Regions from separate parts of the Homo sapiens genome. Here region 1 is linked to region 2. Evidence: read pairs that join two places in POLR2A ChIA-PET (ENCODE). Cell type or tissue: IMR-90. All regions are shown on one strand. Links, peaks and the distances in the headings refer to the core of each region. The heading gives the core; the rest is flanking DNA. Region 1 has its middle 7.7 kb from the start of LRRC23. Region 2 has its middle 15 kb from the start of C1S.

Evidence for each region. ChIA-PET counts read pairs that join two places held together with the same protein. Peaks named below come from ENCODE experiments on the same cell type or tissue, not always from the same donor. Only the 100,000 strongest peaks of a DNase experiment are listed, where the experiment ranks them.
Region 1: POLR2A ChIA-PET joins it to region 2 with 5 read pairs; 4 of 35 experiments call an interaction of 5 or more read pairs at or near these places.

What each region holds. Positions count from the first base shown.
Region 1 is chr12:6,894,442-6,899,789 of GRCh38, forward strand. No RefSeq gene overlaps it. Among named protein-coding and RNA genes, the nearest start is that of LRRC23, 7.7 kb to the right of the region's middle. In IMR-90, for the core only: no CTCF peak of the experiment used is centred there; no DNase peak of the experiment used is centred there.
Region 2 is chr12:7,073,375-7,078,782 of GRCh38, forward strand. No RefSeq gene overlaps it. Among named protein-coding and RNA genes, the nearest start is that of C1S, 15 kb to the left of the region's middle. In IMR-90, for the core only: no CTCF peak of the experiment used is centred there; a DNase peak (open chromatin) is centred at 2,797; H3K27ac peaks cover 867 bases.

The sequences.
Region 1 (5,348 bases), core at 94-5,093, 180 kb before region 2:
TGTTGTGATAGTGAGTGAGTTCTCATGAGAGCTGATGGTTTTCTACGTGTTTGACAGTTCCTCCTTCACACTCTCTCGCCTGCTACCATGTAAGACATGGCTGCTTCTCCTTTTGCCATGATTGCAAAGTTCCTGAGGCCTCCCCAGCCATGCAGAACTGTGACTCAATTAAACCTCTTTTCTTTATAAATTACCCAGTCTTGGGCAGTTCTTTATAGGGTATGAAAACAGAGTAATACAGTGTTCCATTACCACTAACTAGTTGGATATATTCATCTTCTCCATGTCCTATGTCCATTCAGTTGCTGAGTCTTGTTGAGTCTTCCTCTCCATCCCTACCTCCTTACTCCATACACTTATCATCTTCAGCTTCCTAAACTTTCAAGATTCTTCTACCTTCACTGAATCATATGCTAGATATATACCATATATATGCATTTGCTATCTATTTTAAGAATTTAAAGTAACATTTTAGAATTTATTGAGTTTTTCTACTTCTTTCTATCCAATAGTCTATTCTATTATTAGAAACAATAAGGTGGGCTGGGTGCGGTGGCTCATGCCTGTAGTCCCAGCACTTCAGGAGGCTGAAGCAGACAGATATCTTGAGCCCAGGAACTCAAGACCAGCCTGGGCAACATGGCAAAACCTCGTCTCTACAAAACACACACAGACACACACACACACAAATTACCCAGGCATGGTGGTGTGTGCTTGTAGTCCCAGCTGCTTGGGAGGCTGAGGTAGGAGGATTGGTTGAGCTTGGGTTGTTGAGGCTGCAGTGAGCTGTGATCACACCACTGCACTCCAGCTTGAGTGACAGACCAAGACCCTGTTTCTAAAGGAAAAGAAGGCCTGGGTCGGGCGCAGTGGCTCACGGCTATAATCCCAGCACTTTGGAAGGCTGAGGCGGGCGAATCACCTGAGGTCAGGAGTTCGAGACCAGCCTGGCCAACATGGTGAAACCCCGTTTCTACTAAAAATACAAAAATTAGCTGGGTATGGTGGGAGCACCTGTAATCCCAGCTACTCGGGAGGCTGAGGCAGGAGAATCGCTTGATTCTCCGCTGGGAGGCGGAGGTTGCAGTGAGCCGAGATCGCGCCATTGCACTCCAGCCTGGGGGACAAAAGCGAGACTTCGTCTCAAAAAAAAAAAAAAAAAAAAAAGAAGGCCGGGCATGGTGGTTCATGCCTGTAATCCCAGCATTTTGGAAGGCTGAGGCAGGAGGATCTCTTGAGCCCAGGAATTGGGGAGTAGCCCAAGGAACATAGTGAGACCCTATCTCTACAAAACAATTTTAAAAATTAATTATCCAGGCATGGTGGCATGCCCGGTAACTAGGTGATTCTAGTTACTTGGGAGGCCAAGGCATTACTTGAGCCCAGGAGTTTGAGGCTGCAATGAGCCATGTTCCCAAACTGCACTCCAGTTTGAGTGACAAAGCAAGACCCTGTCTCAGGCCAGGGGTGGTGGCTAACGCCTGTAATCCCAACATTTTAAGAGGCTGAGGCAGGTGGATTGCTTGAGCCCAGGAGTTTGAGATTAGCCTGGCCAACATGGCAAAACCCCAAATCTACTACTACTACTACTACTACTACTACTACTACTACTACTACTACTAAAAAACTGGCCAAGGTGGTGTGCGCCTGTAATCCCAACTACTCAGGAGGCTGAGGCACGAGAATCGCTTGACGGGAGCAGAGGTTGCAGTGAGCCGAGACTGCACCACTGCACTCCAGCCTGGGTGACACAGTGAGACTCTGTCTTAAAAAACAAAAAAGACCCTGTCTCAAAAAAAAAAAGAAATAATAAGGTGGCAGGATATATGATATATAGAGAAAAATCAATACTAAAATCAATAGTTATGACAGTATGACATTGGAGCAGCAGTAGACATAGAGATCAATGGAAGATAATAGGGTCCAGGAATAAAACCCATATATATGATAAAGATGGCATTTCAAGTCAGTAGAGAAGAATGGGATTAATCAATAAATGATGTAGAAAAAAATTGGCTCCCCTTTTGGCTCCCCTACCTCACACTATATACCAACCTATTCTAGATGTAATAAAGACCGAAAAATATTTAAATACCATCAAAATAGTCAAGAGAATATTTTCATAACCTTAGGGGTGAAAAAGGCTTTTCTGAACCAGACCCACAGTTCAGAAGCCTTATGCAAGAGACTGGCAGTTGGGACTACACACAAATGTCAAATTTCTGTAAGGTGACACTCTATAAGCAAAGTGAAATGACAAAGTAGGAAAATATTTTCAAAATGTATAAGAGACAAGAAGTTAATGTGTCTGTGTGGTGGTTTAAAAATATGTCCATGAATTCTGTGATACTCTTCCTTTTAAGAGGTGAGCCTTATTCCCCTCCACTTGAGTGTGGGCTGGACTTAGTGACTGGCGTCTAAAGAATAGCATAAAGTGGAAGTGATGGTGTGTGACTTTGGAGACTCAGTTAAAGGCAGAGTGGCTTTCATCTTGGTCTCTTTCTCTCTTGGATCACTTGCTCTGGGGGAAGCCAGCTGCCATGTTATGAGGGCACTCAGGCCCTGTGGAGAAGTCCAGATGGTAAGGAACTGTCTTGCCAACAACCATGTGAGTAAGCCATCTTGGAAGCAAATCCTTCAGCCCCAGCCAAGCCTTCAGATAACGGCAGCTCCAGCCAGCCGTTTGACTGGAACCCACCTGGGCCACTCTTGGATTCCTGAGAAACTGAGATAATACATTTTGCTGTTTTAAGCTGCTACGTTTTGAGATGATTTGTTATACAGCTATAATCAGTTAACAGTTGCACTTGGCTGGCTGGGCATGGTGGCTCATGCCTGTAACCCCAGCACTTTGGGAGGCCAAGGCAGGAGAATCGCTTGAGCCCAGGAGTTCCAGACCAGTCTCTGCAACATAGTGAGACTCCATCTTTACAAAAAAAAAGTTAAAAATTAGCTGGGCATGGTGGGGCGCACCTGCAGTCCCAGCTACTTAGGAGGCTGAAGTGGGAGGGTGGCACGTGCTTGTAATTCCAGCTACTCGGGAGGCTAAGGCACTAGAATCGCTTGAACCCAGGAAGCAGAGGTTGCAGTGAGCCGAGATCTTGCCATTTCACTCCAGCCTGGGTGACAGAGCAAGACTCCATCTCAAAAAAAAAAAAAAAAATCACCCTGTTAAGTATAAGCTCTGACAAATGCATAGTCCTATCATAATCAAGACATAGAACAATCGTAGAATCACTCTAACAGTTCCCTCAAGATCAAGATCAAGAAGTCAACCCCTTCTTGATCCCAAGGAACTCATTGACCTGTTTTTCTGTCAAAAGGGTCAAATTTAATCACTAAAATGATCTACAGTACTATGGAAAAATTTGTAAGCATAGAAAACACACAAACCAACTCTTTTTAAAAAGTAAGATATTTTAAAAGTTTACCATACCAACAGAATGAAGATAGCTTCACATTTTACTACAGATGTGCAGATATTCATCAAAGTCCACCATTGTCATATATATGGCTCAACAGTAATATTTAAGAATATACTGGCCAGGGCCGGGAGTGGTGGCTCACGCCTGTAATCCCAGCACTTTGGGAGGCTGAGGCGGGCGGATCATGAGGTCAGGAGATTGAGACCATCCTGGCCAACATGGTGAAATCCCATCTCTACTAAAAATAGAAAAATTAGCTGGGTGTGGTGGTGCGTGCCTGTAATCCCAGCTACTCAGGAGGCGGAGGCAGGAGAATCACTTGAACCAGGGAGTCGGAGGTTGTGGTGAGCCGAGATCACTCCACTGCACTCCAGCCTGGTGACAGAGCGAGACTCTGTCTCAAAAAGAAAAAGAAAAAATACTGGCCAGGCACGGTGGCTCATGCCTGTAATCCCAGCACTTTGGGAGGCTGAGGCGGGTGGATCACCTGAGGTCAGGAGTTCGAGACCAGCCTGGCCAACATGGTGAAACTCCATCTCTACTAAAAATACAAAAATCAACCAGGTGTGGCGTCACACACCTCTAATCCCAACTACTCGGGAGGCTGAGGCAGGAGAATCATTTGAACCCAGGAGGCGGAGGTTGCAGTGAGCTGAGATTGTGCCATTGCACTCCAGCCTGGGTGACAAGAGAGAAACTCTGTCTCAAAAAAAAAAAAAAAAAATACTGTAAAATAACAATCTTTAGAAGAGTTAGAATAATGTTATTTTTGTTTGTTTTTTTCGAGACAGGGTCTTGCTCTGTCATCCAGGCTGGAGTGCAGTGACGTAATCTTGGCTCACTGCAACCCCTGTCTCTCAGGTTCAAGAGATTCTTGTACATTAGCCACCCAAGTAGCTGGGATTACAGGTGTGTGCCACCATGCCAGCTAATTTATTTGTATTTATTTATTTATTTATTTATTTATTGAGACAGAGTCTTACTCTGTCACCCAGGCTGGAGTGCAGTGGCGTGATCTCAGCTTACTGCAATCTCTGCCTCCTGGGTTCAAGCGATTATCCTGCCTCAGCCTCCCAGTAGCTGGAATTACAGGCATGTGCCACCACCACACCCGGCTATTTTTTTTTTTTGGGGGGGGGGGTAGATATGGGGTTTTGCCATGTTGGCCAGGCTGGTCTCGAACTCCTGACCTCGTGATCTGCCCGCCTCAGCCTCCCCAAGTGCTGGGATTACTGTGTGAGTCACTGTGCCTGGCCAATTTTTGTATTTTAGTAGAGAAGGGGCTTCACCATTTTGGCCAGGCTGGTCTCAAACTCCTAAACTCAGATGATCAGCCCGCCTCAGCCTTACAAAGTGCTGGGATTACAGGCGTGAGCCACTGTACCCAGCCCTCAAAAGCTATTTTTTGACATATTAAGATTGGCAAAGTACGTACCATTTGACCCAGAAATTCTACCTTCTAAGAATGTACGCCGGGCACGGTGGCTCCTGCCTGTCTGTAATCCCAGCACTTTGGGAAGCTGAGGCGGGCAGATGGCTTCAGTCCAGGAGTTCAAGACTAGCCTGGGCAATATAGAGAAATACCCGTGTCTACAAAAATTGCAAAAAATTAGCTAGGCATGGTGACATGCGCCTGTAGTCCCAGCTACCTGGGAGGCTGAGTTAGGAGAATCACCTGAGCTTAGGATGTTGGGGCTGCAGTGAGCCATGATGATTGCACCACTGCACTCCAGCCTGGGAAAGAAAAAAAAAAGTTTCCCACATAGTCATATTACTCAATGCGTAGTCCATGAATCAAGAGCATCAGCATCACTTGAGAGGTCTACATTTCAATGAGATCCTCAAGCAATTTCTATACACGTTAACATTTGAGGAATACTGCTACAGAGTACTCATGCAGAAGAGCAAAGATATATCTATGGG
Region 2 (5,408 bases), core at 80-5,079:
AAAATTAGCCAGGTGTGGTGGCAGGTGCTTGTAATCCCAGCTACTCGGGAGGCTGAGGCAGGAGAATCGCTTGAACCTGGTATTGCAGTGAGCCGAGATGGCACCACTGCATTCCAGCCTGGGCAGCAGAGTGAGATTCCGTCTCACACACACACACACACACACACACACACACACACACACACACACGGACACAACACAGCTTTATTTAATCTTGATCAGATCCACAAACTCTGCCATGGTTTTTAAAATAATGATTTAACAAAACCCTTTTTCTTTTGACATATTCACAAGAAGTTGCAAAGTTAGTACAGAGAGGCGCTATTTCCCCTAATGGCTACATCTTAGGTAACTACAGTACAATATCTAAACCAGGAAACTCATGTTGGTACAATGTGCAAGGGCAGTTTTGTGTTATTTTACTACATTGGAGACTCATGTGAGCACCTCTGCAGTCAAGATACGAAACAATTCCATCACTACCAAGATTTCCCTCTTGCTACGTTTTGTACTCACATCCTTTTTTATTTTCTCTTACAATCATAAAAAGACACATTGGAAAGATCCAGCTTCTCTCATTTGTCCTAAGAGGAAATTGATTTTGGGTATGTCCACCCTTGAACCAGAGAAAAGCAGAGACTGGACATATTGAGGGAGATGAAGTTGTGGTAACAGGAACCACAACGGGGGAACCCCCCCCCCCCAGAGCAAAACCTACAGGGAAAGTCTCTGATGGACCTAGTTTCCTGAATGGAAGCATCTGTTTTAAAAAAAATCTCTCTTCCTCTATAAGGGACTACAAAGAACACAGAAGACCTGCAGCTGCCAGGAAGGAGCTCATTCTGATTGTAACCATTGTGTTCTGCCTCATCTCCAAATGGGCTGTTTGCATTGTGTATCTATCTCCCTTTAGGTTTAATGTGGAAACAAATCATTTCTTTTGTCTTCATTGCTTAAGGACTGAGTGTGAAATATTTTTGGCATAATATGCTCAGGTTTTTCTGGGCATCTGCCTATTCATGGATAAAATGAAAATGTTTCTTGATCTCTCTTAGACAGAAAGCAAGAAGAACTTAAGGTTTTTAACAGAAAAAATAAAAGAGGATGGCTAGAATAAAAATCCACAGAAATAGGGCCGGGCGCTATGGCTCATGCCTATAATCCCAGCACTTTGGGAGGCCGAGGCGGGCGGATCATGAGGTCGGGAGATTGAGATCATCTTGGCTAACACGGTGAAACCCCGTCTCTACTAAAAATACAAAATTAGCCGGGCGTCATGGCGGGCACCTGTAGTCCCAGCTATTCAGCAAGCTGAGGCAGAAGAATCATTTGAACCTGGGAGGCAGAGGTTGCAGTGAGCCTAGATCACGCCACCGCACTCCAGCCTGCGTGACAGAGCGAGCCTCTGTCTCAAAAAAAAAAAAATCACAGAAATAAAAATTCACAGAATAAAAATGCACGGAAGCAGGGATGAAAGCAAAAAAAGCACCTGAGCACCTAGTTGGGGGAGAAGTCAGGACAGCAGAGAAGAATCCTGGGGCCACTGCAGGTGAGTGTGTCAGATCTGAGTAGGACTGAAGAAGACCTAAAAGGGAGAATTTGGCCTTCTCATAGGGCCAAGCAGAGGCCGGTTGTGTGGGGCAGGGCTGACCCCAAAAGGCTTGACAGAGACCCCCGAGGAGAGGTTTTGGAAAACACTGAACACCTAGGTTGGACCTAGATGAACTTTACCTGCTCTGCCACATAATTGTGATACAATTTATGTAGAATTTTTTTCCAGCAATTTACGAAGTTGTCTCGAGTTTGCCTTAAGTGGCCCTAAGCCTTTCAGGTCTCTTTTCCCGGTCCTTGGTGGCTTGCCTCCGTTTTGGTGTCCTGTGTTGTCCTCACTGTCATCATCTATCCTCTGAAAATATGATTTTTTTTTCCTGCATGCCTGTTATTTTCCTTCCTTCCTTCCTTCCCTTCCCTTCTTCCCTCCCTCCTTCTGTTCCTTCCTCTCTCTCTCTCTCTCTTTCTTTTAGACGGGGTCGCACTCTGTTGCCCACGCTGGAGTACAGTGGCATAATGACAGCTTACTGTAGCCCCAAACTCCTGGGTTTAAGGAGTCCTCCCACCTCAGCCTCCTGAGACACTGAGACTACAGTCATGCACTACCACACCTGGCTAATTTTTAATTTTTTTGTAGAGACAGGGTCTCGCTATGTTGCCCAGGCTGGTCTTGAACTCTTGGCCTCAAGCAATCTTCTCTCCATGGTCTCCCAAAGTGATGGGATTGTAGGGATGAGCCACCACATCTGGCTCTTCTTTGGTTTCAATATGCTCACTTGACGTAATAAAACCCTGCTTCCTGTGTGCCTGAATGGTACGGCTGCTAGTGGCTAGGGGAAAACACACAAGCTCACACAACTGTCTCAAAAAAGGTGAGAATGTCTCACAAAAGAACAACTGTCTCCCTTTTAACTGTTGGCCATGAATCTCAAATGAACCCTTCATGCTCCCAGGCAATCAAAATTCCCTAATCCATTCTCAATCCCACTGTCCCAGATGACTATTTCATTTCTTCTCTCTTCTCACACCCCTGAAATTCTCCATCCTCATTCTCAGCTGATGACCTTATTTTCTACCTCACCAAGACACATGAAACCTAGCAGAGAGCTTCTACCACCACCACATCTACTGGAATACTGGCATCTGTTCCCTTACACTCAGCTGGCATGTGTGTTAACTTATCCGTTGGTGACTTATCCATGCTTCCAACTCGATTCCATCTCCACCCACCCCATCACCATTTCCCTCCCTATTGTGTAATTCCTATCTGTATGTTAACATGTTGTAATTCCTCTAAACTTAAGACAGACTTCTCTTGACCACAATTCCTCCAACAGCTTTCCCTATTTATTTGCTTCCGTTTGCAGCAAATTCCTTAAAATAATTGATTATACCCTGTTTCCAGTTCCTACTCTCCCGCTCTCTCTCCAACTTGGCTCTGGCTTTTCCCCCTATCATTCCACCATACTGTGCTTTTCTGGGTCACCAATGACTCTGACATTGCTCCATCCAAGGATGGATGCTCAGTCTTTATCTCCACCTCGATGCACTTTCTTTCCTTGGCTTCTGAGCACTGAGCTCCCCAGGTTTTCCTCCTACCTTGGTGGTCATGGTCCTGGTCAGCCTGGGCCCTACAACAGAGGCGAGAGCCTCCTGCATTCTCTTCCCAATGCCCTGTGGGGCATGACGGTTTCCAGGCTGGCTGGTGGCATCAGGCACTGTTCCCAGGCCTGGTGATTGCCGGGTGGCGTTCCCTCTGCTGATGTTATTGGGATTCTCCCCATCCCCAGGTAGTTTTCTCACATGTGAGTGCTGAGCAGTACTCAGTTAAATACTTGTGGGATCCTCTGCAGACTTCTGGCCATCTCTCTGTGTACCTTTCTCCTCCCTGATCCTCAGTTCTGTGACCTCCAGGGGCCTTGGTTTCCTGGATCTGGGCCTGTGTCTCCTCAAGTCAGGGAGCTGACTGAGTCCTACCTGGATTTCTCCTTCTAGCAACTCAGCTTGGAAACTCTCTCAAGGCAGTAAAATGGGCCCAGTCTCTCAGGCATCGTTGTCTTTTTTTGTCCAATGTCCAGTGTCTCAAAAACCGTTGTTTCATGTATTTTAGTCTTCTTTGTTGTTGTTTGGTTCAGGAGGTCGGTAAATCTCCTTCTTCTTGGCCCTAAACTAGTAGCCATCTGAAAATCAACATGTTCCAGACAGAACCTATCAGACCTGCTCGTCTCGTACTCATCCCCATCAAGCTGACACCATTTTCTCACCCCTCCCCTTCCAGTGTCTACTCCGTCAGGAAACCCTTTGGTTCTTCTTTAAGTTTTATCCATAATCTGACCACTTCTCACCACTTCCACTGCACCCCTGCTCTGAGCTACCATCACTTCTTGCCTGCATTACTGTAATTGCCACCGAATTGGTCCTTTTTATGCCCTTTTTCAGCTGTAGTATGTCTTCAATTCAGCAGCCAGCATGAGCCTTTCAATGTGTGCACACGGAGCACTCTGCCCAGAACATGGCGTGGCTGCCTGCGCATTCTCTGATGGATCAGGCAGCTGCTCACTTCAGGGCCCTTGGCTTCTTCCTGGAATATTCTTTCCCTAGGTCTCTGAATGTCTAACTTCCTCCGATCTTTGATACATGTCAACTTTTTCAATGAGGCTACTCCTTTACAATTTTTAAATTCTTATTTTCTATATTTTTTTAAATACAGAGTCTTGCTCTGTTGCCCAGGCTGGAGTGCAGTGGTGAGAACATTGCTCACTACAGCCTCGAATTCCTGCGCTCAAGTGTGCCTCCTGTTTCAGCCTCCTGAGTAGCTGGGACCACAGGCACACATCATCATGTCCAGCTAATTTTTAATTTTTTATAATGATGGAATCTCACTATGTTGCCCGGGTTAGTCTTCTTTCACGGTTTTTGTTTTTTTTTTTTTTTAAACATCTGATGTCACCAGTTGGTTCTGACCAGGTTGGTCTCGAACTCCTGGGCTCAGATGATTCTCCAGCCTCGACCTCCTAAAGTGCTAGGATTATAGGCATGAGCCACTGCTTCCAGCCTAATTTTTTTTTTTATTTAAAGAGCACCATCTATTTTTTGAATAGGTAAAACACCTACATGGTTAAAACTTTGAAAGATCAAAACAGCATACAGTGATAACTTTTCCTTCCACTCCTATGTCCCCCCAGAGACCACCAATATTTCTTGTATATCTTTCTAGTGATCTTTTATACACATGTAAGTGATATATGCCTACTCCTGTTATGTATACAAATAGTAGCATTTTATTATTTTATTTCATTTATTTTTGAGACAGAGCCTTGCTGTGTCGCTCAGGCTGGAGTACAGTGGTGTGATCATAGTTCATTGCAGCTTCGACCTCCCAGGCTCAAGCCATCCTCCCACCTCAGTCTCCCAAGTAGCTGGTACTACAGGCATGTGCCACCACCTGGCTACAAATGGAAACGGTAGCGTTTTATACATAATATTTTATACATTCTGCATTTTACTTGTTTTCACTTACCATGCTGTCTGTAGTAAGGATTGAATGGTTACATTGCATTTCATCATTTGGATATTCCATAATTTACCTGAAACTTTGGTACCAGATACCTTTCAGAATGCAGGATTCCAATATTTTGTTATTATAAACAATGCTGCAATGACTAACCTACATGTGCGGTTTATTTCATATGTGAGAAAATGTGGGCTGAATTCCTAGAAGTTGAATTGGTGAGTGAAAAGGCATATGTATTTGTAATTTTGGTTACCTGTTACCAAATTGCTCTCTGTAGGGATACATTCCGAAAAGCAATGTGTGAGAGTGTCTTTTTCTTTACATTTTCAACAACATGGTATAT